Linked DNA regions of Homo sapiens: all the other regions are linked to region 2. A link is an interaction called in ENCODE POLR2A ChIA-PET data of the cell type or tissue named here. Cell type or tissue: PC-9. All regions are shown on one strand. Links, peaks and the distances in the headings refer to the core of each region. The heading gives the core; the rest is flanking DNA.

Region 1 (9,056 bases), core at 2,939-7,938, 480 kb before region 2:
GAATCACTTCTCTATCCCAACACCCAGGGAACCTCACTCTCCTGCATGTCCTCAAACCTCTCCTCCTTTTCGGCCTCCTTCTTGGACTCTTCTTTCTTTTTCTTTTTCTTTTTTTTTTTTTTTTTTTTTGAGATGGAGTCTCGCTCTGTCACCCAGGCTGGAGTGCAGGGGCACAATCTCGCAATCTCGGTTCACTGAAAGCTCTGCCTCCTGGGCTCATGCCATTCTCCTGTCTCAGCCTCCTGTAGCTGGGACTACAGGCGCCCGCCACCATGCCCAGCTAATTTTTTTTTTTTTTTGTATTTTTAGTAGAGACGGAGTTTCACCGTGTTAGCCAGGATGGTCTCAATCTCCTGACCTCATGATCCGCCTGCCTCGGCCTCCCAAAGTGCTGGGATTACAGGCATGAGTCACCGAACCTAGCCTTGGACTTTTCATTCTTTGCTCTCTGTGCCTATCTTGACCCCCTTTTCTTCTCACTAATGCTCTCAAAATTCTTTGTACCTGAGGTCACCTCCTCATCAGTAACAGTGTTCCCCTGAGTCACATTCCCTGGGGTATTTACTGGAATTGAGGGTAGGGTATGCACTTTTGGAAAAGCCTCCCTGGTGATCCTGAACACTGTCCCAGGGAGCTATGCCACCCTATGCATATCTTGTTGAGGATTGCTACCTTAGGTACTTTCCCCTGGGGGTCTCCTCCACTCCCAAGGTTTCCATTGTCAATGTCCTTCTAAATTCTGATGCCTCCTGTATTTCTTTTTCTATATTAGACCTCTCTCTGGAGCTCTGGACCCAAATATTCAACTGCCTCCTGGCCACGTCCACCAGAATGCTCCACAAGTCCTTCAAACTCAGTGTGTCCCAAACTGAATTGATCATCTCCCTCCAATCTGCTCTTCCTGCATTCCCCATCTCAGTAAATGGTGCTACCCCCTACCCCCCACCAGTTGCCTCCATCAGAAACCAGGGAGTCGTCCTTCACACTTCCCACTACCATCGTCCACTTCCAGTCAATCAAAAGCATGCCAATTTTGACTCCTAACTGTTTCCTGATACAGCCTTTCTGGTCATGTTCATGGTATCCTCCATGTGCACCACACCACAGTCCCATCTCCATGAGTGCAACAATCTCCTAGTGGGACTCCCTGGCTGCAGTCTTGCCCCTCTCTAATTTATCCTCTGTACCACAGTCAACATGACCCTGCCAAAACCCAAATCTCACCGCCGCATTCCTCCGTCCGATAACTTCTTCTCTCCTTCCATGGCTTCCCATTGCCTAAGGGTGACATTCACCTGCCCTGTCCTGGCATTTAAGCCTCCCCATGGCGTGGCCCCGGGCTCCCCCATCTTCTTCTTGCTGCTCCATCCCCTGTGCTTTACGCCTCCACTACACCAACTCTCATGGCTCTCCACACACGCCAAGCTGTTTTTCACCTCCCTGCCTTTGTTCACAAATTCTCTCTGCCCACATCCTCCCTGTGCTCCTCCCTCCCTCCTTTTGGTTCTATGAGCCCATAAGGTTTTGGCCTAAGCTTGTATACTTTGGGATCTCATCTCTTGCAGTCAGAAGAGTCTTTTGTGTTCCTGTCTCATCTGGTGCATGTTCCTGTCACTGCCCTTCGTCACCATTTTGTACTTGAGTTTCATTCTCTGTCTCCCTTTGTGAGCTCCTGGAGAGCAAGGGCCTTGCCCTCTTCATCTTTGCATCCCATGTACCACACAGGACCTAACCAAGAGTTGGTGCCCAGTCAATGCTTCGTGAATAAGTGTGTGAATGAATGACTGAGGTGCAGAGGGTCAGACTCTACTGCTCCCAGACTCAGCTCTTGTCAATTCCAAGACTCAGCCTAGTACCAGCTACACCCTTTCTTGGGCTGCTCTTGCTGTTTAAAGTGGCTGATGGTGGACACCCAGGAATCAGCAATTGGATCAGTTGCAAGTAACAGAGATTGGAAAAATAGTGGCTTAAACAATGCAAAGTGTTTGTTTTTCTCATGTAACAAGAAGTAATTCAGGGCTACCAGGCATGGGTCTCCATGGTCTCATCAAGGACCCAGCTGAGCCAGCACAAGATCCACACCCCCATACCTCCAGCATCTCACTTGCACCCAGGTAGTAAAAGGGGGAAGGACAAAGGACAAACTAATGATTGCTAACTGGGTCAGTGCCCTTAAATGACACTTCCTCTAGCATCTCATTGGTCAGAATGATGTCACATGATGATCTTAGCTGCAAGGGAGGCTGGAGAATATATTTTAGCAGGGCCTATTGCAGCCTCCAATAGAATTGTGGTTCTGTTTGTAAGGAAGCAGGGAAATGTAGACACTGAGTCTGCCTACCCACCCAGTTGCCATCTTCCCAGCCTTCTTTGCTGTGAGAGTTGCTATTGAGTATGGGTACTGAGTAGCACATACTCAGGGAAGTTGGGTCCAGTCCCAAAGGATGAGTCCTGTCTAGTTTAAACCAGTCATGGTACTCCCATTTCCGCCCGAGATGGGTTTGGGGTGAGCATGTGACCTACTTCTGGATAATGAGACATAATTGCCTTCTGAGGGCTTTCCAGAGAGTTTTCCTCCCTCATAAAGAAACAGATGTGATGAGGTAATCACCTCCCTTTTTTCCTGTCTTGAACACAGTTGGGCGATGACGTGATCCTGAAATAGCCTTGGTAAGCTACATCCATGAGTGGTCAGGGCTACAGGAAGCCAAATGCGGAGGATGGTGGAGCAGGGAGATGGGAGATTCTGGCTTCATCGAGTCTTTGAGTGGCTGAGTTGACCAATCTTGAAATTGCCTACCTCCAGGCTTCTTGTATAAGCCACATTTTAACCATATGTTCTGCTACTTGCAGCTGAAAATACCTGATATTTGTGATTTGTCTGTCTAGCATCCTTCCCTTTGGGAAACAGCACCCTTTCTTTTTTGGGGGAACTCCTATCCTCACTCAACCCTGTGGTTCTAGTTGGGGATGGTATTCATTGTACCTCATCCTCCCTGGGGAAGGATTCCTGATCCAAGCTGAAGCAGTCATAATCCTTCCCTGAGATTGTTTTTTTAAACTAAGCATAGACTTGAGCATGCTAAGGAGCCTCTTAGAGCAAGCCAACCTGGAGGAATACAGACACTCAGAAGGCATGAGGGACAGGGAACCAAAGAGCCTTGCTGGAGGTCCAGTTGTCCTTGAGGCCAGCTGTTCCCATAGGTTGATTATGAGAGTTCATAGATGCCCCACTTTTTGCCTACACTGGTTCAGGTTGAATTTCTGTTACTTCTGACACACATGGGGCCTGAACCTCCTTCTTCCCCTACCTAAGTCCTTCCCATCCTTCACATTTCCACTTGGTTGCCTTTTTATAGCCAATTCTTTGCTGGAGTTAGCTGCTGAGGACATAGGGATTATTGAGACTCAGTCCTCACAACCCAATGGAAAGACAGATATAGACAGTCACAATCCTGGGGGGGCAAGTACTACAAGACACAGAAAACCTCAGGCCAAGGTGACTGATTTATTTTTGTAACCTGATGTGGTTTGGATTTGTGTCCCTGCCCTAATTTCAAGTCAAATTATAATCCCCAGTGTTGCAGGGGCGGGCCTGGCGGGAGGTGATTGGATGACGGAGGCAGATTTCCACCTTTGGTGCTATTCTTGTGATAGTGAGTGAGTTCTCACAATATCTAGTTGTTTAAAAGTGTGTAGCGCCTCCCCGCATGCTTCTTCCTTTTGCTCCGGCCATGTGAAAACATGCCTGCTTCTTCTTCACCTTCTGCCATGATTGTAAGTTTCCTGAGGCCTTCCCGGCCATGCTTCCTATAGAACCTGCAGTACTGTGAGCCAATTACACTACTTTTCTTTAAACCAGTCTCAGGTATTTCCTTATAGCAGTGTGAGAACTGACTAATCCATAACTCTAGTGTCTAACAAAGGGTCTGGCACAGAGTGTTGGTGTGATGAATGAATGAACACATGTACCAATTTGGTTAGAGGAAAAAGCCTTTTCACCGTATGTAGCTTATGGTCAATGCTCTTATCCCTAGGGTTTTGCTCTCATGGCCCAAGCTATTTCACACCACATCCCATCCCATGCGACAGGATGGAGGAAGGAAGGGAGAGGAGGGGAACGGCATGCCATCTCCATTTAAAGATTCAGCTGGGAAGCAACGTGCATCATTTTACTCCATCCCATTGCCCAGAACTTAGTTGTGTGGCTTAACCACAAGGAAATCTGGGAAATGTAGTCTTTATTCTGGATGGCCATATTTGCGCCTAGCTAAAAACCAGGTGTGTGCGAGGGGTTCTATTTCCATGAAGGAGATAGGAGAACAGGTATTGATGTCCAACTAGCGCCTCTGCCACAGTGGGGCTTCGGAATAAGGCAGATGTGATTTCAAATCTCAGCTTCTCAGCTCTGTGATCTCAGCAAGTCACTAGACCTCTCTGAGCCCAACCCTCTTCATCTATAAAATGGGAAGGGTCATGAGGGTTGGATGGCATAACTTGCACGCAGCACTTTACGGGGGATTAAATGTCTGTCGCTCTCCTCTTTTCCCTCCAGCGAAAGGACTCATGCTTGAATTCTAGCCCTGTCTCTAAGGTTCTATGTGACCTAGACTCCTGGGTCCTCTTGCTGGAGGAAGAGGTATTTAAGGCTTGGCTGGAGGATCACTTAGCGGGAAGTTGAGAAGGAGATTTAAGATCATATAGGGGGCTGGACGCAAAGATCTGAACCTGAGATTATAGTATAGGTTTTTGACACCTGGGGTGAGTGTGTGTTGAGTGTTATGAAGCTTCTCCCGGGACAGCACACACACATGTTGCCCTACTCAGGCAAAACAGATAGACTTGAACAACAGCTTCTCTGTTCAGATACTGCAGGGATGTACCTCCAGTTCCACTATTTGAGTGTCACTTGTTTGTGTATATGGCTGCCTTGTTCTGGACTGAAAGCTCCTGGGAGCAGGAAAAATCATTATATTTATTGAGCAGCTGTTATTTGCCACTTGATTTATATTTTCTTGTTTAGTTCTCACTACCACCTAGCAAGAACAGTTTTATTGTCCCCATTTTGCAGATGGGGAAATTGAGGCTCTGAGTTTACTAGAGTCACCTGTCTCTCAGTAGCAGAGCCAGAATCTGAGCCCCAAACTGCATCATGAGAGCCCATTTTCTTCCTCCTGCACCATGCTCCCATTGCCTTGTTCATTTCCAAATCCCCAGCTCTCAGTATGGTTTCTAGAGCACAGGAAATGTTTAATGAATTCTTAAAATAGAGAAAGCCTTGTCGCCGGGAGTGGTGGCTCATGCCTGTAATCCCAGCACTTTGGGAGGCTGAGGTGGGTGGATCATTTGAGGTCAGGAGTTTGAGACCAGCCTGGCCAACATGGTGAAACCCTGTCTCTACTGAAAATACAAAAAGTAGCCAGGCATGGTGGTGCATGCCTGTAATCCCAGCTATTCGGGTGGCTGAGCACGAGAATCGCTTGAACCCCGGGAGGTGGAGGTTGGAAGCTGCAGTGAGCCGCGATTGCGCCACTGAACTCCAGCCTGGGAAACAGAGTGAGACTGTCTCAAAAAAAAAAAAAAAAAAAAAAAAAGAGAAAGCCTTGTGTGGACCAGAGTTGAGCGGAAGGGGAAGAGGTGTTAGGCTCTCCTACCCCCATCCCTGAGCACCTCTCACTCCATTCCTGACGAGGCAGTTCTCCAGTTTCCTGGGGGTTGCTTCATGCTAGGTCCAGATGACCCAAAGGTGGGGAATGTGGCTCAGCTGTAAGCTTGGATCCTTTCCCAGAGCACAGCTAGCTTCAGGCTAGCTGTGACAAAGTCTTTGTTACAGCTCCCTGGGGCTTGTTCTTGGAGCTCCCCACCCCGGGCACTCCCTAGCTCCCAGAACTTTCTCCCTGCCTTTCCCTCCCTCCCTCCCTCCCTCCCTTCCTTCCTTCCTTCCTTCCTTCCTTCCTTCCTTCCTTCCTTCCTTCCTTCCTTCCTCTCTCTCTTTCTTTTTCCTTCCTTCCTTCCTTCTCTCTTTCTCTCATTCTTTCTTTTTTTTCTTTTTTCTTTTTTTTTTAGACAGAGTCTCGCTCTGTCGCCCAGGCTGGAGTACAGTGGCGCGATCTCGGCTCACTGCAAGCTCCGCCTCCCGGGTTCACGCCATTCTCCTGCCTCAGCCTCCTGAGTAGCTGGGACTACAGGCACCTGCCACTAGGCCCGGCTAATTTTTTATATTTTTAGTAGAGATGGGGTTTCACCGTGGTAGCCAGGATGGTCTTGATCTCCTGACCTCGTGATCCGCCCACCTCAGCCTCCCAAAGTGCTGGGAATACAGGTGTGAGCCACTGCGCCCGGCCTCTTTCTCTTTCTCTCTCTCTCTCTTTTTCTTTTTCTCTTTCTTTCTTCCTTCCTTCCTTCCTTCCTTCCTTCCTTCCTTCCTTCCTTCCTTTCTTTCTTTCTCTCTTTCTCTCTCCCTCCCTCCCTTCCTTCTTTCCTTCTTTCTGTCTCTCTCTCTCTCTTTCTTTTCTTTTCTATATAGAGACAGAGTCTTGCTTTGTTGGCCAGGCTGGTATTGAACTCCTGGCCTTGAGTGATCCTCCGCCCTCAGCCTCCCAAAGTGCAGGGATTACAGGAATGAGCCACCATGCCAGGGCCCTTTCTCTTCTTTCTGCTTCACTGAAACTTAACCATCCTAAATCCTTATTTTAGAAGGAACCAATTTTTGGCTTTATTGGTTCTCTCTATAATATTTTTGTCTTCTGGCTGGGCGTAGTGGCTCATGTCTGTAATCCCAGAACTTTGGGAGGCCATGGGTGAATTACTTGAGGTCAGGAGTTTGAGACCAGCCTGGTCAACAGGGTGAAACCCCGTCTCTACTACAAATACAAAAATTAGCCGGGTGTGGTAGTGCCTGTAATCCCAGCTACTCAGGTGGCTGAGGCAGGAGAATCGCTTGAACCCGGGAGGTGGAGGTTGTAGTGAGCTGAGACCGCGCCACTAGTCTCCAGCCTGGGCAACAGAGTGAGACTCTATCTCAAAAAAGAAAAAAATTGTCTTCTATTGTATTAATTTCTGCTATTATCTTTATTACTTCCTCTACTTTCTTTCTGTTGGATTTACTCTTTCCAATTGCTTGAGATGGAGCCTTAATTGACTATCAGCCTTCCTTCTTTCCTAATGTATACATTTATGCCTACCAATATCCCTCTAAACATAGCTTCAACTGCATCTCACATGCTTTGCTGTTCCACATTTTCATTATCATTTAGTTAAAATTGTCTAATTTCTATTATGATTTCTTCCTTTATCCGTGAGTTATTTAGAAGTGTTTTGCTTAATTTGTAAACATTTGGATATTATCTAGATTCTTTTTTTTTTTTTTAAGATGGAATCTTGCTATGTTGCCCAGGCTGGTCTTGAACTCCTGGGCTTGGACTCCTGGGTCTTGAACTCCTGGGCTCATCATCCTGCCTCAGCCTCCCGAGCAGCTGAGATTATAGGCATGAGAAACCACACCCAGCAGGGGCTATGTATTTTTTCAAAAACATTGATTTCTGGCTTCCTACTTAGTATGCTTTCATTCTCAAAAATTCATTGAAACTTACTTTTAACCCAGGCATGTCAATCATCGTCATACTTTTCTATGGCTGCTGTTTCAAATTCCCACAAACTTAGTGACTTAAAACAACACAAATGGATTATAAGTTTGAAATGGGTCTCCTTGGGGCCAGGAATGGTGGTTCATGCCTGTAACCCCAGCACTTTGGGAGGCCGAGATGGGCGGATCACCTGAGGTTAGGAGTTCGAGACCAGCCTGGGCAACATGGCGAAACCCCGTCTCTACCTTAAAAAAAAAAAAAAAATTAGCTGGGCATGGTGGCGCGCGCCTGTAATCCCAGCTACTTAGGAGGCTGAGGCAGGAGAATTGCTTGAACCTAGGTGGTGGAGGTTGCAGGGAGCTGACATCGTGCCACTGCACTCCAGCCTGGGTGACAGAGAGAGACACCATCTCAAATAAATAAATAAATAAATAAATAAATAAATAAATAAATAAAATAATAAAAATGAAAAACGAAATGTGTCTCATTGGGCTAAAATCGAGGTGTCCCCAGAGCTGCTGTTCTTCATGAGTCTCTAAAGGACACTCCGTTTCCTTTCCTTTTCTGGCCTCTAGAGGTTTCCCAAATTCCTTGGCTCACAGTCCCTTTGCATGTTTAAAGCCAGCAGTGGCCGGTTGAATCTTTCTCATGCAGCATTTCCACTATTTGAGTATCACTTGTTTGGCACTCCCTCTTCCACATCTAAGGACCCTTACAATTTCATTGGGTCTATCCAGATAAGCCAAGTTAATCTCCTTATCTCAAGACTACCTAACTAACAGCCTTAATTCCATCTGAAACATTTCCCTTTGCATGTGACATATTTACAGCATCTGTGCATTAGGATGTAGACATCTTGGTGGCGGGACATTTGTTTGTTTGTTTCTTTTTGAGATAGTCTTGCTTTGTCACCTAGGCTGGAGTGCAGTGGTGCAATCTTGGCTCACTGCAATCTCTGCCTCCCAGGTTCAAGCGATTCTCCTACCTCAGCCTCCCAAGTAGCTGGGATTATAGGTGTGCACCACCACACCTGGCTAATTTTTGTATTTTTAGTAGAGACGGGGTTTCACCATGTTGGCCAGGCTGGTCTCGAACTCCTGACCTCAGGTGATCCACCCCCCTCAGCCTCCCAAAGTGTTAGGATTGCAGGCATGAACCACCATGTCCAGCCCAGTTTGGGTAAATTTTTCACGTGCAATTGAAAAGAATATCTATTCTGTAGTTGCTCTATTAGGTCAAATTTGTTCAATCATTTTGCCAAATTTTCTATAACCACACTGGATATAATTTTTTTGTTTTTTGAGACAGAGTCTCCCTCTGTCACCCAGGCTGGAGTGCAGTGGTGCGATCTCCGCTTGCTGCAACCTCCGCCTCTTGGGTTCAAGTGACTCCCCTGCCTCAGCCTCCTGAGTAGCTGGGATTACAAGCATGAGCCACCGTGCCCGGCCAGATGTAAAATTTTTTTCTGCC
Region 2 (10,450 bases), core at 2,092-7,091:
TTGCTGTGTCACCCAGGCTGGAGTATGGTGGTGTGATCATAGCTTACTGCAGCTCCGACCCCCTGGGCTCAAGGAATCCTCCTGCCTCAGCTTCCCGAGTAGCTGGGACTACAGGCACACAGCACCATGGCCAGCTAAGTTTGTTTTTTTGGGTGTTGGGGGGGATGGTCAGGGGTAGAGATGGGGCCTCACTATGTCTCCCAGGCTGGCTTTTTTTTTTTTTTTGAGATGGAGTCACGTTCTGTCACCCAGGCTGAAGCACAATGGTGTGATCTTGGCTCACTGCCACCTCTGGGTTCAAGCGATTCTCCTGCCTCAGCCTTCCGAGTAGCTGGGATTACAGGCACGTGCCACCATGCCAGCTAATTTTTGTGTTTTTAGTAGAGACAAGGTTTTACCATGTTGCCAAGGCTGCTCCCGAACTCCTGACCTCAGGTGATCCTCCTGCCTCAGTCTCCTAAAGTGCTAGGATTACAGGCGTGAGCCACTGCGCCTGGCCCCAGGCTGGTCTTGAACTCCTGCCCTCAAGCGATCCTCGTGCATCGACAGCTCAAAGTGCTGAAATTACAGGCATAGGCCACCGTGCCCAGCCACAAGCAGCATCTTGCAGATGAGAACACTGAGGCTCAGGGGAAGCAACACGTGCAGTCCCCGAGAGGCAAGTAGCCCAGCTCAGACTCAAGCCCGTCTCCGAATTCCAGATTCCAGGAAGGACGCTTCCATGAAGCTATTCCTTTGCTTTGAAAAAAAAACAACCTTCCCTTTACAGCCTCGTCAAATAACAATGGAACACCCACCCATACACCGCAGCTCAAGGAAGCTGTTTCTGTGCTGATGCCTGCCATTCTCCAAGAAAAAACTCCGCCATTCACAGGGTGTGTTTAAGGCGGAGAAGAGAATACAAATGCATCTCCCCGCGTACCCGCCTAGGGCATCTCTGGGAAAATATACTCAAATACTCAAGAAACGGTGGGGGAACGGGGTGGGAGGAGGACTTCTCTCTCACTGCATATCCTTTGAGTATTTTGATGATTTGGACATGTGAACATATTCGCTCTTCAGCAAGTAAATGGTTGTTTTGTTTGTTTTTCATTGTTCCCTCAATTCATTCTGAGCCTGGGACAGGAAGGGGCATTTCCAGGTGTCTCTGGGGCCCAGAGCCAACTCCCTGGGAGCTGGAGAGAATTGGGGAGGGGAATTAAGCCTGGATGGGACCCCCCGTGTGCCAACCACCCTGCAAATCCCCACCCACCCCTGTGTGCACAAGTACACTTGGTCCTCACAACCACCCCAGAATGGGAAAAAGTTACAATCCCTGTCTACACATGAGGAAACTGAGTCACACAACCAGAAGTTATGGAAGCCTGTTTGGAGCTTGGGGGTCAGGTCCTAGGCCCACCCCTGCTCCTCCCCAGGCCCTCCCGTTTCTCAGCTGAGGATCCACAGCCTGGGATCTGTCACAGCCCAACCCAGGCCCCAGGCCCCAGGCTCATTCTCCAGTTCCCTCTGGTGAGCTAGTGGGGCGGTTCTGGCCCCAATGGCACCACCACACTCCTGCCTACCCAGCTGGGCTTGGAGCAGCTGGATTCCTTCTGGGAATGGTCCCATCCCAGGTCCAAAGACCATCTGGGCTCCATCCAGAGTCATTTCCACCCCTGAACCTCCGGTGCAGCTGGGGGCTACACATACACCCCCGCCCGCCCCATGGAGCCTGTGCCTGGGAGTCCCTCGGTACTTCCTGCCCAAGGTAAGATTCGCAGGCAGGATACCCAGAGAACACAAGGTGTCCCCTTGGGCATCTCACAGCATCGCCAGGAAGAGTTTGGCACCCCATTGACTCCTCCTGTGAAGAGACCAGAGAGATTAGACCATTAGGTTAAAGTCACGCAGCCAATGGGCAGGAAGATAAACTGTGCTGTTATTCAGAGTCACCTAGACCTGCTTTGGGTTATAGAAGAAATATGCCAATAGGGCCAGGCGTGGTGGCTCGCACCTGAATCCCAGCACTTTGGGAGGCCGAGATGGGCAGATCACCTGAAGTCAGGAGTTTGAGACCAGCCTGGCCAACATGGTGAAACCCCATCTCTACTAAAATTACAAAAAATTAGCTGGGCGTGGTGGCAGGTGCCTGTAATCCCAGCTACTTGGGAGGCTGAGGCAGGAGAATTGCTTGAACTTGGGAGGCAGAGGTTGCAGTGAGCCGAGATCGTGCCACTGCACTTCAGCCTGGGTGACAGAGCAAGATTCCGTCTTGGAAAAAAAAAATTAAAATAAATACATAAATAAAAAATAAAAATACAGAAAATTAGCTGGGCGTGGTGGCGCAGGCCTGTAATCCCAGCTACTCAGGAGGTTGAGGCAAGAGAATCTCTTGAACCTAGGAGACAGTGAGCAGAGATCACACCACTGCACTCCAGCCCGGGTGACAAAGCGATATCAAAAAAAAAAAAAAAGAAAAAGAAATATGCAAATATGGCAAATCCATTCTCATTGGAAAGGAGTCATACTATGCAGATGAGGCTCCCCACTGCTCTCCATCCCCCTCCTCTGCTTCACTTTGCTCCCCAGCATCTACCCTTCCAGACGTGTCACAGGGCTACATGTGAATTACTGTCTGTCTCCCACGAGACAAGGACTGTGTCTGTTGTGTTACCCACTGTGTTGTGTTCCCAGCACCTTGAACATAAAATAAGGAGATCATCCTGGATGATTTGGGTGGGCCCAGCACAATCACAAGAATCCCTGGATGTGCAAGAGGGAGGCGGAAGAGCAAGTGTCAGGGTCAGAGGGAGTGGAAGACGCTGTGCTGCTGGCTTTGAGGGGAGGAAGGAACTGCAGGCCAAGGAATGCGAGCGGCCTCTAGGAGCTGCAAAGCCAAAGGAGGGCCCATGAAGGCACAGGCCCTGCCCGCACCTTGACTTTAGCCCACAAGACCCACTTCAGACTTCCGACCTCCAGAGCTGTAAGAGCTCACATCCCTGTTATTTTAAACCGCTACATTTGTGGTCATTCCTCACAGCAGCAATAGGAAACTGATAGGAAACTAACGCAGTTACAGTGTGGGCTCAAAAACACTTTCCTCTGAATGTACATTTGTTTTGTTTTGAACTGAGTCTCACTCTGTCACCCAGGCTGGAGTGCAGTGACACAATCACGGCTCATTGCAGCCTTGACCTCCCAGGCTCAAGCGATCCTTCCACCCCAGCTTCCTGAGTGCTGGGACCACAGGCGTGCACCATCACGCCTGGCTACTTTTTTTTTTTTTTGAGATGGAATTTTGCTCTTGTCACCCAGGTTGGAGTGCGATGGCGTGATCTCGGCTTACTGCAACCTCCACCTCCTAGGTTCAAGCGATTCTCCTGCCTCAGCCTCCCAAGTAGCTGGGACTACAGGTGTGCACCACCACACCTGGCTACTTGTTGTATTTTTAGTAGAGACAGGCTTTCACTATGTTAGCCAGGCTGATCTCAAACTCCTGACCTTAGATGATCCGCCTGCCTCATCCTCCCAAAGTGCTGGGATGACAGGTGTGAGCCCCCGTGCCCGACCGTGTTGAAGTGTTGGAAAGTGTGCTTCTTCATTGGTATGGAGCCCCACCTGGTCAGCACGGATCCAGCCCCCTCTTGCGTGTCCCTTTGTGCGGAGGGTGCTCACAGAGTACTGGCAGGCGTCCAGGGCCATTTTTCCTCTTTCACTATGACACACAGTGCCACGAGCGTGTCCATGAGCACGAGGGGGTGTTTCCTAAGACCTGCCTAGGCCGTTCCTCACTGTGGGACCTCGGGGACATCACATCCCCTCTCTGAGCCTCAGTGTCCTCATCTGTTAAATGGAGCATCTGATGGTCCCTCCCTCACAACGCGCTCTCCCTATGCCAAGCTGGTGCCCTCTCCTCTCCTCTTGGCAGGGCCCTGCAGGGGGGCAAAGGACACAGCGGGAGACTCCACCCTGACGCTCAGCTGTGATCAGCGTGTCAGGCCCTGCCTGGCTTGCCCTGTGGAGCTGAGCTCCAGGGAAGGCCCAGCCCAAGCTGCACACGCACCAGGCTCACAGAATGAAAAATCAGTCATGGGTGCTTGGGCTGGGTCATCAGAGCCTCTGAGGTCAGGGGCTCCAGGAGGAAGGATCACAGTGGCACAGTGATGGGGAAAGCAGGACATCCGGGAACAGCCTCCACACTGGCCACCCCTTGGCTGGGGACTGTGAGCCAGTCACCATCCATGCCAGGCCTCAGAGTCCTCCCCTGTAAAGGAAGACAACAATGACCCCTCCTGGGCTGTGCTGGGGACCCAGCGAGGGAGCAAGATGTAAACAGAGATGGAAATGACACACTTCCTGGCCCTTAAGAAGCTCAGGTCTGGACACGAGTAAACAGGCTTTGACTTTGTAGAGAGAGGGGCTCCAAGAGGGAGCTGGGATCTCAGAGCCCCACCCCCACTCCATCCAGCCTGGGGAAGCAGGGAGGACTTCCCGAGGAAGGGGCATATGGAACCCTTGGGGCCGTGTAGCTAAGCCTGGAAATGCCCTTCTGCAGGGGTGGCCATCAGCCCTCCTGAGGCCCAGCAATGACCAGGCCAGGGCAGGAAGCCAGCCAGGGGACTCCAGAGGGGCTTTCTGGGCGGAAGTGGAGGTGGGGTTCCTCAAGGTGGAGAATGAGGTCAGGGCTTGGCCGACCCGGCAGGTGATTCCTCCTGGCCAGCCCCTGGCCTGTCCAGGGAGGCGGTCCCACCCCCAGGCCTGCCCCATCACCAGCCAGTGGTCAGGCCCGGGCTGCCTGATGCCCCCTGTGCTGACTCATGTCCGCCCGGCTGTCCCTGGCCGGAGGGAGGGGGCGGACCCTACTCCACACTTGACCTTATCAGGCCTTGCTGGTGTCCAGCCGCTGGAACGTGGGCAGGGCCTCGGCCTAGCAGGCACGACTCTGGACCTCCCAACCCCCTCCCTGACCTGGTTGGGCAGGGTGTGCATGAGCTCATGGGAGCCCCAGGCAGGGCAGGGCAGGGCAGGGCAGGCAGCGCGTCGGCCCAAGAAGGGATGAGGCCAACAGCCTGGCTGGGGTGCCCCCGTGGAGCTTGCCCGCGGCCCCCTGCCCGGCGGGACAGGGCTGGGCATGGGCTATTCTTAGTTCCCGAGTGGGCCCCAGATGTAGCAGCTGGTACCCTACATTCCTACCATACAGCCCAGCCTGGCACACAGGGCACGCACCAGTATGAAGGCACACACATGTGGACACACCCATGCACAAGAACACTCCTACAACTGCACGAGCATACACATGAGCGTGAATGTGCAGTGGTGTGCACATGAGCATGTGCCTACATCTGTGTACAGAGACACGCTCACTCCACCTGCCTTTACGCAGACACACCAACTGCTATTCACATGTGTACAAACATGTGCACACCCACCTCCCACAGGCACGCCAACATACACAGAGGCCTGCATATAAGGCCCACCCAGGTGTACACTTCGGGGACACCAGCTGGCTGAGCGTCACTCAGCAACATAAGCAGCCCCGGGTCCCGGCCTATGTGTGCACACATCGAGTGCCAGCTTTAGAGAATTCCATTCCTTGCTGGCTCTGCTAATGATGCCCTCAGGGATGTCCCATTCTGGCAGCTGTAAACAGGCAACGAGCACAATGGGACTCTTGTTCTTTCAGGTGTAGCACAGAGGGCTGGAGGTGCACAGAGGAGTGGCGGCCCAGTGTAGGGTGGTCAGGGAAGGCTTCCTGGAGGAGGGGGTCTTCGAAGGAGCAAGCAGGGAAGGACATGCCTGTTTGAATGAACCCAGCCTAGACTGAGTAATTTTCTCTGCTTAGGGAAATAACAACCATGGCGGTAAACCCTTGTCACGCTCCTATTTACCACACACTTCCTCGGCACCAGACTCCATGTGTGTCATCTCATTTCATCCTCATGACAACCTTATGAGGCGAGTCCTACTACGGTCACCATGTGCAGATGAAGCCCTTGAGGCAAAGACGGGCCTTGACATATGGCTGGTGAGTCTGATCCCAAAGCCCGTGTTCTTAACCCAGCCTGCAGGCACTGGTGGCGACTTTGTTGGTCATGGAGGGTGTTCCAGTTATCCATTGCTATGCTGCAAATGATCCCAAAATTTAGTGGCTTAAAACAAGAGCAATCATTTGTTTCTCTCACAGATCTGCAAGTCAAGCCAGATGCCGCAAGAAGGCACAGCACTGCTCTATGAGGCATCAGCTGGGGCAACTTGAGTGGGAGCTGGAGGTCCCATTGGCTCTACTGGGGCTGACAGCTGGCAGGGGTAGAGGGTCCTCTGTTCCTTCCCACACCGGCCTTTCCATGGGGCTGTTGAGCTTCCTCACAGCATGGTGGCTGAGTCCCAAGAGGTGGGAAGTAGAAGTTGCAGTTTTTTATGGCCTGGGTCCAGAAACTGACACAGCCTCACTGGCAACATATTGATCAAGCATCCACGGAGCCCAGATTCAAGGAAAAAGGACATAGACTCCCATCTTTCAAGAAGAGGAGTGTCAAATAATTGGGGGAAGAGCATGTTCTAAAACCACCAGAATAAGAATGGAGGGGACTCCAAGGCAGGCGACCAGTATCTAATGCAGAGCCTCCTGCCCTGTTCCAGACCTCAGAACTCCAGCCAGGGCCACAAGTCAGCCTAGTGCAGACCATAGACCACCCCACCCACCCCTGCTCATTTCCTTTACATTTTTTTCTTTCTTTCTTTTTTTTTTTTTTTTTTTTTTTGAGACAGTCTCACACTGTTGTCCGAGCTGGAGTGCAGTGGCACTATCTCGGCTCATTGCAACCTCTGCCTTCCAGGTTCAAGTGATTCTCCTGCCTTAGCCTCCCCAGTAGCTGGGATTACAGGTGTCCACCACCAAACCCGGCTAATTTTTTTTTTTTTTTTTTTTTTTGTATTTTTAGTAGAGATGGGATTTCACTATGTTGGCCAGGCTGGTCTTGAACTCCTGACCTTGTGATCTGCCCACCTCGGCCTCCCAAAATGCTGTAATTACAGGCGTGAGCTGCCGTACCTGGCTTTTTTCTTTTCTTTTCCTTTTCTTTCCTTTTTTCTTTCTTTCTTTCTTTTTTTCTCTCTCTCTCTTTCTTTCTTCTTCTTTCTTTCTTCTTTCTTTTTTTTTGAGATGGTCTCACTCTGTCACCCAAGCTGGAGGGCAGAGGCACAATCTTGGCTCATGGCAGCCTCAACCACCCCAGCTCAAGCAATCCTCCTACCTCAGCCTCCCCAGTAGCTGGAACCATAGACATGCACCACCACACCCAGCTAATTTCTTTTTTCACGTATTTTTTGTAGAGACGGAGTTTAACCATGTTCTCCAGGCTGGTCTTGAACTCCTGGTCTCAAGGGATCCACCTGCCTCGGCCTCCCAAAGTGCTGGGATTACAGGCTCTGTTCACATTTTTGTGTGTGTGTGCCAAGCACAGAGGGGCCACTGTGTGCAGCTACAGAGGCCCAGCTGGCCTGGCACCTCGGCTGGAAAGGGGCAGCCTCTGGGTAGAAGAGCTGGGTGCCCAGGTGGGGAAGGCATTTCACTCACCCCCTGCCAGAGCTCCCTTGGAGCCCCAGAGTTCCAGGCTCCTGGGTCCTATCTCCTCTGCTTTCTCCAAGCCCATTCCAGGGAAACAGAAACCCAGACAGGGCTTGGAAGATGTCACTCCTGGGTCCTGAAGTGAGACCCCAGAATAGATGTTCTCCTGAGGTCCCCTCTCCTGAAGTTTTATAATTCTGGGGTTGGAAGTGTCCCATGCTGTAAAATCCAAAAGTCTGTTTCCCTGCTTCTCTTTTTCTTATTTATTTATTTATTTTGAGATAGGGTCTCACTGTGTCACCAAGGCTGAATAGCAGTGGTGCAACCATGGCTCACTGCAGCTGTGAACTCCTGAGCTCAAGTGATCTTCCCACCTCGGCCTCCCAAGTAGCTGGGACTACAGGCATGCGCCACCACACCTGGCTAACTTTTGTATTTTTTATAGAGACGAGGTCTCCCTGTGTTGCCCAGACTGGCCTTAAACTCCTGGGCTCAAGCGATCCTTGCACCTTGGCCTCCCGAAGTGCAAGGATTACAGGCATGAGCCACTGCACCAAACCTTCTCTCCTTCTTAAGATTCTGAGTTTCTGTTTTGACTCTATTTGACAGCATCAGTCAAATTGCAAACGGGCTTACCCTTTGACCCAGCAATTCTCCTTCTAAGGAATCTTCCAGCCTCCAGAAGTCATCAAGCATGTGCAGAAGAGACAAGGCAAAAGTGTTCACAGTGGCTTCTTGTGTAACCAAGGAAAACTGGGAGCTGCCCCCATCTGCACCAATGGCCAGAGCAATTTATGGAACGTTTACGGAACACCGCGTCTGGTATGTGCCTATGAAACTTCTGCATTCAACAGACAAAACTTCTGCATTCAAAACACCACATTTCAAAACAAAACTTCTGCATTCAGCATGCCACAGTCATGTGTGGAGAGCAGAGAGGAACCCTGGAGGGAGGAGCTGCAGACGGAGCAGGGCCGTGGGGCAGGTGTCTACTGGTTTCCTGTAATAAATTACCATACACTTGGTGGTGGAAATAACAGGCATTTATTCTCATAGCTCTGGAGGCTAGAAGTCCAAAATCAAGGTGTCTACAGGGCCATGCTGCCTCCACAGCTCCAGGGGGCAATCTTTCAGCTTCTGGGGACTCCCGGGTTCCTTGGCCTGTGACCGCACTGTTCAATCCCTGCCTCTGACTTCACAGGGCCCTTTCCTCTCCTGAGTCTCTGTTTGCAAATCTCCCATCCCTTTCTCTTGTAAGAACACTCTAACTGGATTTAGGATCCACCCCAACCCAGGGTGACCTCATTCTGAGATCCATACTCTAATTACATCTGCAAAAATCCTTATTCCAAATAAGGTCACGTTCTGAGGTGCAGAATAGACATGAATTTTGGGGAGATCCTTTTCAACCCACAACAATGTGGAAGGCCAATGTGTCTTCTCCATCATTTGGTCCTGCTGCAAGGAGGGTGTGTTTCTGGACCTGTGTATTATTTGTGTATCATTTCATTTATGCCTAGTGTTCCATTATTGGGAATTATTTCTGTCCTCCTTCTCAAGGTCATTGCCAAGGTCTGATTGCAAAAGTTTTAAAAATTGCAACTTAAGGCATAAATGGGTTAATTTTTTTTTTTTTTTTTTTTGAGACAGGGTGTCTGTTACCCAGGCTGGAGTGCAGTGGCACAGTCATGGCTCACTGCAGCCTTGGCCTCCTGGGTTCAAATGATCCTCCCACCGCAGCCCTGCTGAGTAGCTGAAACTATAGACATTCGCCACCACACTCGGCTAATTTTCTTTAATTTATTTTTTGTAGTGATGGAGTCTCACTCTGTTGCCCAGGCTGGTCTCAAACTCCTGGGCTCAAGCGATCCTCCCTCTTCAGCCTCCCAAGTAGCTAGGATTTCAGGTATGCACCACCACGCTTGGCTAATTTTTAAAATTATTTTAGAGACAGGGTCTCACTATGTTGCCCATTCTAGTCTGGAACTCCTGGCCTCAAGCGATCCTCCCACCTCAGCCTCCCAAAGTGCTGGGATTACAGGCATGAGTCACTGTGTCTGACCTCATTTTAACTTTCAAAAAGTTCTAAAATCCCAGAAGACAAGTTGTCTTCAAAGATCCTCTGCCTCCCAGGGTCAATGACTCCAGTTTTCTGGGAGGCCCAGGGGGCCCCTCGGCAATGAGGTGGAAATCGTCAGCATGGCAGGGTGGACGCCTCTGATACCTGCCCTGCTGACCAGGCTGGAAGTTGCTGTGGCATCCTCAGGCCTCCAGATGGTGAGCCTCCCTGAGTCAATGGCGAGGTGATGGCCGACGTTCCCAGCCCAGCACTTGCTCCGGGTAGGAGCTGGGCACCTTGGAGCATGGCAGGGCTAGGGAGTGGGGGACAGTGGACTGGGAGCTCTGCCTGGTACCAGCGGCCCACTTGCCCATGACAGGCTCCTCAAGGGTCCTGGGCAGTCACAGATCCCAACCCCTCATTTTGGGGTTTTGTTTTGTTTTTGAGACAGAGGCTTGCTCTGTTGTCCAGGCTGGAATGCAGTGGCACAATCTCGTCTCACTGCAACCTCTGCCTCCTGGAATCAAGTGATCCTCCTGCCTCAGCCTCCTGAGTAGCTGGGATTACAGGCGCCCGCCACGACGCCCGGCTAATTTTTGTACTTTTAGTAGAGACGGGGTTTCACCATGTTGGCCAGGCTGGTCTCAAACTCCTGACCTCAAGTGATCCACCTACCTCGGCCTCTCAAAGTGCTGGGATTACAGGCATGAGCCACCACACTGGGTCTCCAACCCCTTTTTTTATCAATAGGGAAACCGAGGCTGACAGAGAAGAAAGGGCTTGGCCAGGGTCACCTCCTGAATTAGGAACCATGTGGCCTGTCCCACTGCTGCTCAGCAAGAACC
Region 3 (7,492 bases), core at 1-5,000, 210 kb before region 2:
AATGTCATCAGTTAAGGCAGGAACCGGCAATTTTTACTTCTTTTGTGGTTTTTCAGTTGCCTCAGGCCATCTGGATGTATTTGTGCAGGCTTGGGCTCAGAGGCCTGACATTCCTGTCTTCTTATATTAATAAGAAAAATAAAACAAAATAGCGGTGAAGTGTTGGGGCAGTGAAAGTTTTTGGGGGTGGTATGGAGAGATAATGGGTGATGTTTCTCAGGGCTGGTTTGAGTGGGATTAGGGGCATCATGGGAGAGATTAAACTGAAGAAAGATTTTGGGGTAAAGGGTGATAAACCAAGTGTGATCAGGGTGAGGAACAGGAAAGAAGGAAATATGAGGAAATGGAGTGAATGCCAGGTGGATCAGAGAGATACAGTCATGGGGGTCAGATGTGGTATCAGGAATAATGTGGGAGGCCGGATTTAAGTCTGGGCCAGGAACAATGATAATTGTGGGAGACTCAACAAAGAGTGAGAACAACTGAAGGAGCTGGAGGTCAGAAAGTATATGTGTCAAGTGTGAAGAGAAAAATAGATTTTGAAATTTATGGGAACTGTAGAGAGTAAGTGGAGCATGAGCATAGCTTTTGATTTTGAAGGCCTCTAAAAGTATAAAGCAGCGGCAGCCACTGCACAGAGACATGTGGGCTAGCCCAGAACAGTAAGGTCGAGTTGTTTGGACAGAAAGGCTACAGGGTGCTGTCCCGGCTCTTGTGTAAATTCCGACCGCACAGTCTTGTACTTCGGCTGTGTGTAATGGAAAGGGTTGGGTTGAGTTAAGAAGCGCTAGTGTGGGAGCAGCTTCTAGGGCTGTTTTTAAGGCATGGAAAGAGGAGTGGGGAAGAATTTAGGATCTATGGGGTCACCTAGGTTTCCTTTTGTGAGTTTATGTAATGGTTTAGCCAGGATGGCAAAACCAGGTATCCAAAGGCAAAAGTACTTAACCATGCGTAGGAAGGAAAGGAGTTGTTGCTTTGTAGAAGGGGCTAGGGTTTGGGAGATTTGCCAGACACAATCAGCAGGGAGATCACGCGTGTTTTCATGAAGAATTACAGTGAGGTAGGTAACGGATGGAGACAAAATTTGAGCTTTGGAGGGGGATACCCGATATCCTTTGGAGAATAAATGTTAAAGGAGCAGGAGGGTGTCTTGTTGAGAAGATTCAAAGGAGGGGCTATAAAGTAGAAGATCATCAAAATATTGAATAATGTGAGAAGTAGATGGACGGAAAGAAAGTAAATCATGAGAAAGAACCTGGCTGAAGTAATGAGGGCTGTCCCTGAAGTCTTGTGGCAGGACAGCCCAGGTAAGCTGCTGGGACTGATGGTGTCAAGGTCAGTCCAGGTAAAAGCAAAGAGAGGCTGGTATGAGGGGTGCAGGGGAACAGTGAAAAAAGCATCTTTAAGATCAAGAACGGAATAGTGAGTTGTGGAGGAAGGTATTGAGGACAAAGAGTGTACGGGTTGGGCACCACCGGGTGGATAGGCAAAACAATTTGGTTGATAAGGCACAGATCCTGAACTAACCTGTAATACTTGTCCAGTTTTTGGACAGGTAGGACAGGAGAGTTGTAAGGAGAGTTTGTAGGCTTTAAAAAGCCATATTGTAACAGGCTGGTGATAAGAGGCTTTAACCTTTTTAAAGCCTGCTGTGGGTTGGGATATTGGCATTGAGCAGGATAAGAGTGATAGGGGTGGGACAGTTTTATAGGATTTGGGTGAGTAGTGGAAAATTACAGTCAAAGGGGATTTTTCTCTTGCGGGCAGGGGTGGGGGTTACAAGGTGCTTGGTGGGGGAGCTTCTGAGACTCATTGTCCAGGAGAACGGATTTCACAAAGTAATGTCATCAGTTCAGGCAGGAACCGGCCATTTTCACTTCTTTTGTGGTTCTTCAGTGCCTCAGGCCATCTGGATGTATACTCGCAGGCTGGGCTCAGAGGACTGACAGGTAGGAATTTGGGAAAGATAAAAAAAAAAAATCAGAGCTTAGTCCTCACGCCTATAACTAAAAATAGAATCCTTAGCCCCCACTTACCAACTTTGGCCCCTAGTGGCCAAAGGTATCTCAGAAAAACCTTAAAACTGAGTTCCTGGCCATGATGGGAGGGGAGGTCAGGCACGCCTCATTATCACCCCTCCCTTTTGCAGTTTAGACACAACTGACCAGCAGTAATGTTAAAACAGAATCATAAGACCGGCAGAACCAGAACAGACTCTTCATGGCAATCAGATACCAAATCACAACCAGGACCTCAGGCCGTGCCAGGCAAGGGTGAGGTCACACACCCTACACTTCAACAGTCAACTCTGTTCTGCCTGCCACAAGGTTTTTCTTTTGCTTGTTTAGCAGCTAAACAAGAACTGCCTCGAGATAAAGAAGATGAAAACAATCGCAGCTCATCCAGCGCGCTGACACGGAGCAACAGAGCCCCTGCTCCACAGCCCTAACTCCAGCTTTCCCTGGGCAAGAGACTGATTTCAGTAACTTCCTCCAGATCAGAAGACCACTGACAACAGACTGGTTCTGCATGGTTTACAGACCTGGCAAATTTCGGTGCCTTCATGTCCTGAAAAGACCCTTTGACATACAGGCTTAATTGTAGTACATTTAAATATTGTCCTTTAGGAGGCCGAGGTGGGTGGATCACGAGGTCAGGAGATCGAGACCATCCTGGCCAACATGGTGAAACCCCGTCTCTACTAAAAAGGCAAACATTAGCAGGGCGTGGTGGCGCACACCTGTAATCGCAGCTACTCAGGAGGCTGAGGCAGGAGAATCACTTGAACCCAGAATACAGACGTTGCAGTGAGCCGAGATCTCTCCACTGCACTCCAGCCTGGTGACAGAGTGAGACCCCATCTCAAAAAAAAAAAAAATTCCTCATGAGAGAGTTAAAGTTCGTCTTATTCTCACACTGAGATTTTGGAATGAGCTGTGTATTTTACACGTGCCAAAGTCTCTAATCAGAGCCCTATTTCAGGTGCTCAGTAGCTTCTGTGGTCAACCTTCAACTCCACGGGACAATGCTGTTCCAATGGCCTCCCCAGCAGAAGACAGGCAGGGAACAAGGCTGACCCCAGAGGGCCAGGCCACAGCAGGGGCTGAGGATGCCTGGTGAATGGATGCCTGGGAGAAAGGATGCCAGAATTCGTGCTCGAGGACATGATGAAACAGGGAAAGACTCAATAGAATAAAGAAGGAAGGGGACGGGTGCGGTGGCTCACGCCTGTAATTCCAGCACTTTGGGAGGCTGAGGCGGGCGGATCACGAGGTCGGGAGTTCGAGACCAGCCTGGCCAATACGGTGAAACCCTGTCGCTACTAAAAATACAACATTTAGATGGGCATGGTGTCACGAGCCTGTAGTCCCACCTACTTGGGAAGCTGAGGTAGGAAAATCCCTTGAACCTGGGAGACAGAGGTTGCAGTGAGACGAGATTGTGCCATTGCACTCGAGCCTGGCTACAGAGTGAGACTCTGTCTCAGAAAAAAATAAAAATTAAAAATAAAGAAGGAAGGAGAAGGATGGAAGCGAATCTCAATGAACAAAATGCACTGGGACCTACTATGTACCCAGAAAAATGAAAAGTAAATAAATAAAATAAGGACTTGCATGGTGGTTTATGCTCATAGTCCTAGAACTCTGGAACTCTGGAAGGCTGAGGCAGGAGGATCGCTTGAGCCCAAGAGTTTGAGATCAGCCTAGGCAACATGCGAAACCCATCTATACAAAAAGATATGAAAACATACAAAAAAAATTAGCCAGGTGTGGTGGCACGCGCCTGCAGTCCCAGCTAATCAGGAGGCTGAGGTAGGAAGATCCCTTGAGCCTGGGAGGTCAAGGCTGCAGTGAGCCCAGATCGCACCACTGCACCCCAGCCTGGGCAACAGAGAGAGACCCTGTCTCAAAAATAAATAAATAAGGAAATGCCCTGGGGCTCCAGGCCCACTCTCTGCTCCCATCGCCCCACTCCCGCACTCCTCCTGCTCCTAGTCTGAGCTCCCCCTGCCTTCCTCCTCCTCCTTCCCAGGTCAATCCTGAGACCCATAGTCATGCAGAAAGGTGCTTCCTCTCTTGGTTCTGCGACAACACACTGTCTCCTAACAAAAACTACCAGGTCACCTGGTACACATCTTGGAGCCCTTGCCCAGAGTGTGCAGGGGAGGTGGCAAGTTCCTGGCCAGGCACAGCAACGTGAAGCTCACCATCTTTGCCGCCCGCCTCTACTACTTCCAGTGTCCATATTACCAGCAGGGGCTCCACAGGCTGAGTCAGGAAGGGGCCTCCATGGAGTTCGTGGGCTACAAAGGTGAGACGTGGGGGGCTGAGGTGACTGGGTGCAGGAGGGACAGCATGGGGGGCAGATGGGTCTCCTGATATGGTGAACACCACCCGGACTGCGTGTATGTCCCAAATTACAATTCTTTCTTTGCGAATGACATGTGAAATTTAGAGGCTCTTCTCCACACTTTAAATTTGACTCAATATTTTCAAGGCAGATGTAAGTTATTAGAGAATGAGACTCTCTATAAAAATGACCCCTTCATGCTGTGGCCTCCACAGAAGATGCCCCGAGTCACGTGCCCACATGGCAGGCATTTATTTTCTCACAGATCTGGAGGCTGCAAGTACACGTTCGCGGGGTGGGTTGGGTTGTTTGCTCTGAGGCCGCTCCTCCTGGCTGGCAGAGAGTCTCTTCTGGCTGTGTCCTCTGTGGCCTTTCCTCTTTGCACCTGCACCTCTGGGATCTCTCTGCCTCCAAATATCAACTTTTTTTTTTTTTTGAGACAGAGTTTTGCTCTTGCTGTCCAGGCTGGAGTGCAGTGGCACAATCTCAGCTCACTGCTACCTCTGCCTTCCGAGTTCAAGCGATTCTCCTGCCTCAGCCTCCCCAGTAGTTGGGACTACAGGCATGCGCCACCACGCCCGGCTAATTTTGTAGTTTTAGTAGAGATGGGGTTTCTCCATGTTGCTCAGGCTGGTCTTGAACTTGTGAGCTCAGGTGATCCACCCTCCTCGGCCTCCCAAAGTGCTGGGATTACAGGTATGAGCCATTGTATCCAGGCTTTTTTTTTTTTTTTTTTTTTGAGAGGAGGTTTCACTCTGTTGCCCAGGCTGAAGTGCAGCGGTAGAATCACTGCTCACTGCAACCTCTGCCTCCTAGGTTCAAGCAATTCTCCTGCCTCATCCTCCTGAGTAGCTGGGATTACAGGTGCCCAGAACCACTCTACTAATTTTTGTGTTTTTTAGTAGAGATGGGGTTTCACCGTGTTGGCCAGGCTGGTCTCGAATTCCTGACTGCCCACCTCGGCCTCCCAAAGTGCTGGGATTAAAGGCATGAGCCAGGGCACTTGGCCACCCTTCTCCTTGATGGACCCCCGCCAAGCGAATTTGTGCCCACACTAGAGGTCTCGTTTAAAGTAATCATCTCGGCCGGGCGTGGTGGTTCACGCCTGTAATCCTAGCACTTTGAGAGGCTGAGGCCAGCAGATCACTTGAGGTCAGGAGTTGGAAACAAGCCTGGTCAACATGGTGAAACCCCGTCTCTACTAAAAATATAAAAAAATTATCCGGGCGTGGTAGTGGACGCCTGTAATCTCAGCTACTCCGGAGGCTGAGGCAGGCGAATCGCTGGAACCCGGGAGGCAGAGGTTGCAGTGAGCTGAGATCGTGCCATTGCACTCCAGCCTGGAAGACAGAGTGACGCTGCATCTCAAAAAGTAAATAAATAAAAAATAAAAAGAAATTAATTATCCGTTGGCTGGGTGCGGTGGCTCACGCCTGCAATCCCAGCACTTTGGGAGGCCAAGGCGGGTGGATCACCTGAGGTCAGGAATTCAAGACCAGCCTGGCCAACACGGCAAAACCCCATCTCTACTAAAAATACAAAAATTAGCCGGGCGTGGTGGCAGGTGCCTGTAATCCCAGCTACTCGGGAGGCTGAGGCTTGAATCGCTTGAACCAGGGAGGCAGAGGTTGCAGTGAGCCGAGATGGTGCCACTGCACTCCAGCTTGGGCAACGGAGTGAGACTCCGTCTCTAAAAATATTAATTAATGAATTAATTAATCATCTGTTGAAAAGGACCTGTCTCCAAATACAACCACACATTGAGGTAGAGGGGTTAGGGCTTCAATATATTGATTTTTGGGAGAAACAGGGCAACATGGCAACAAGCCACAGTCACTGTGGGCGGGCCTGAGTGGGGAGTGCAGGGGTTCCTGTCCTATGTGTCTGTCTCCCAGGGGAGTCCCGACCTGACCCTCACAGCCCCTCCACTCAGACCTTCCTGCGTGCTCCACCCACCTCATTCCTCCTACACCCAACAGCACCCAGCCCTCCTGCCTCCTCATGCCCCTCCCTTCTGAAATCCCTCCCAGCAGTGCAGCTCTGGGCTAGGACACAGCCTAGGGAACGTGACTGAGAAAGAGCCAAGAAAACACTCAGTGATGAAGTTGGTGTTTAAGTAAGATTTTCAGTGAAAAGTAGAATTGGGTACTACATGGAGGCTTGAGATGTTCAGAGCTTTTTGAGAAAGCAGAACAGAAAGTAGAAGGGCAACCAGGAACCAGAGGTGCCAGAGAACCGGAAGCGCGGGCCCTCCGAGGAGACAGGGAGTGGGCACCTGGATCTTGGGCCTGTCAACGAAGAGTCAAACTCAGTAAAATATTTGAAGAGATGTATTCTCAGCCAAATACGAGTGACCACGGCCTGTGACACAGCCCTCAGGAGGTCCTGAGAACATGTGCCCAAGGTGGTGGGGGTGCAGCTTGGTTTTATACATTTTAGAGGGGCATGGGCCATCAATCAAATACATTTAAGAAATACAGGAGCTGGGCGCGGTGGCTCACACCTGTAATCCCAGCACTTTGGGAGGCTGAGGCAGGTGGATCACGCGTTCAGGAATTCAAGACCACCCTTGCCAACATAGTGAAACCCCGTCTCTACTAAAAATACAAAAAATTACCCGGGTGTGGTGGTGTGCACCTGTAATCCCAGCTACTCGGGAGATTGAGGCAGAAGAATTGCATGAACCCAGGAGGCAGAGGTTGCAGTGAGCCAAGACCACACCACTGCACTCCAGCCTGTGGGACAGAGCAAGACTCTGTTCCAAAAAAAAAAAAAAAAAAAGAAAAGAAAAGGCCAGGCGTGGTGTCTCATGCCTGTAATCCCAGCACTTTGGGAGGCCAAGGCGGGCGGATCACGAGGTCAGGAGATGGAGCCCAGTCTGGCCAACATAGTGAAACCGCGTCTCTACTAAAAATACACAAAAAGTTAGCCGGGCGTGGTGGTGTGCACCTGTAAACTCAGCTAGTCAGGGGGCTGAGGCAGGAGAATCGCGTGAACCCGGGAGGCAGAGGTTGCAGTGAGCCAAGATTGCCCCACTGCACTCCAGCCTGGGCGACAGAGCAAGACACAATCTCAAAAAAAAAAAAAAAAAGAAAAGAAAAGAAAAAGAAAAAGAAAAAAGAAAAAAAGAAACAAAAAAAGT

Evidence for each region. Peaks named below come from ENCODE experiments on the same cell type or tissue, not always from the same donor. Only the 100,000 strongest peaks of a DNase experiment are listed, where the experiment ranks them.
Region 1: POLR2A ChIA-PET joins it to region 2 with 5 read pairs; 1 of 35 experiments calls an interaction of 5 or more read pairs at or near these places.
Region 3: POLR2A ChIA-PET joins it to region 2 with 5 read pairs; 1 of 35 experiments calls an interaction of 5 or more read pairs at or near these places.

What each region holds. Positions count from the first base shown.
Region 1 is chr22:38,797,218-38,806,273 of GRCh38, forward strand. No RefSeq gene overlaps it. Among named protein-coding and RNA genes, the nearest start is that of DNAL4, 7.6 kb to the left of the region's middle. In PC-9, for the core only: no CTCF peak of the experiment used is centred there; a DNase peak (open chromatin) is centred at 5,744; H3K27ac peaks cover 1,676 bases.
Region 2 is chr22:39,278,853-39,289,302 of GRCh38, forward strand. No RefSeq gene overlaps it. Among named protein-coding and RNA genes, the nearest start is that of SNORD83B, 30 kb to the right of the region's middle. RefSeq lists an enhancer at 2,852-3,351. In PC-9, for the core only: no CTCF peak of the experiment used is centred there; DNase peaks (open chromatin) are centred at 4,279, 4,829, 5,579 and 5,870; H3K4me3 peaks cover 865 bases; H3K27ac peaks cover 2,590 bases.
Region 3 is chr22:39,066,361-39,073,852 of GRCh38, forward strand. LOC107985563 (a long non-coding RNA gene) reads left to right here. Exons shown (of 2, transcript XR_001755547.2): 2 at 2,349-3,615. Among named protein-coding and RNA genes, the nearest start is that of APOBEC3G, 7.2 kb to the right of the region's middle. RefSeq lists silencers at 646-745, 6,466-6,545 and enhancers at 3,212-3,715, 3,716-4,220. In PC-9, for the core only: a CTCF peak has its summit at 2,024 (motif pointing left); DNase peaks (open chromatin) are centred at 1, 481, 1,571 and 2,041; H3K4me3 peaks cover 2,720 bases; H3K27ac peaks cover 4,503 bases.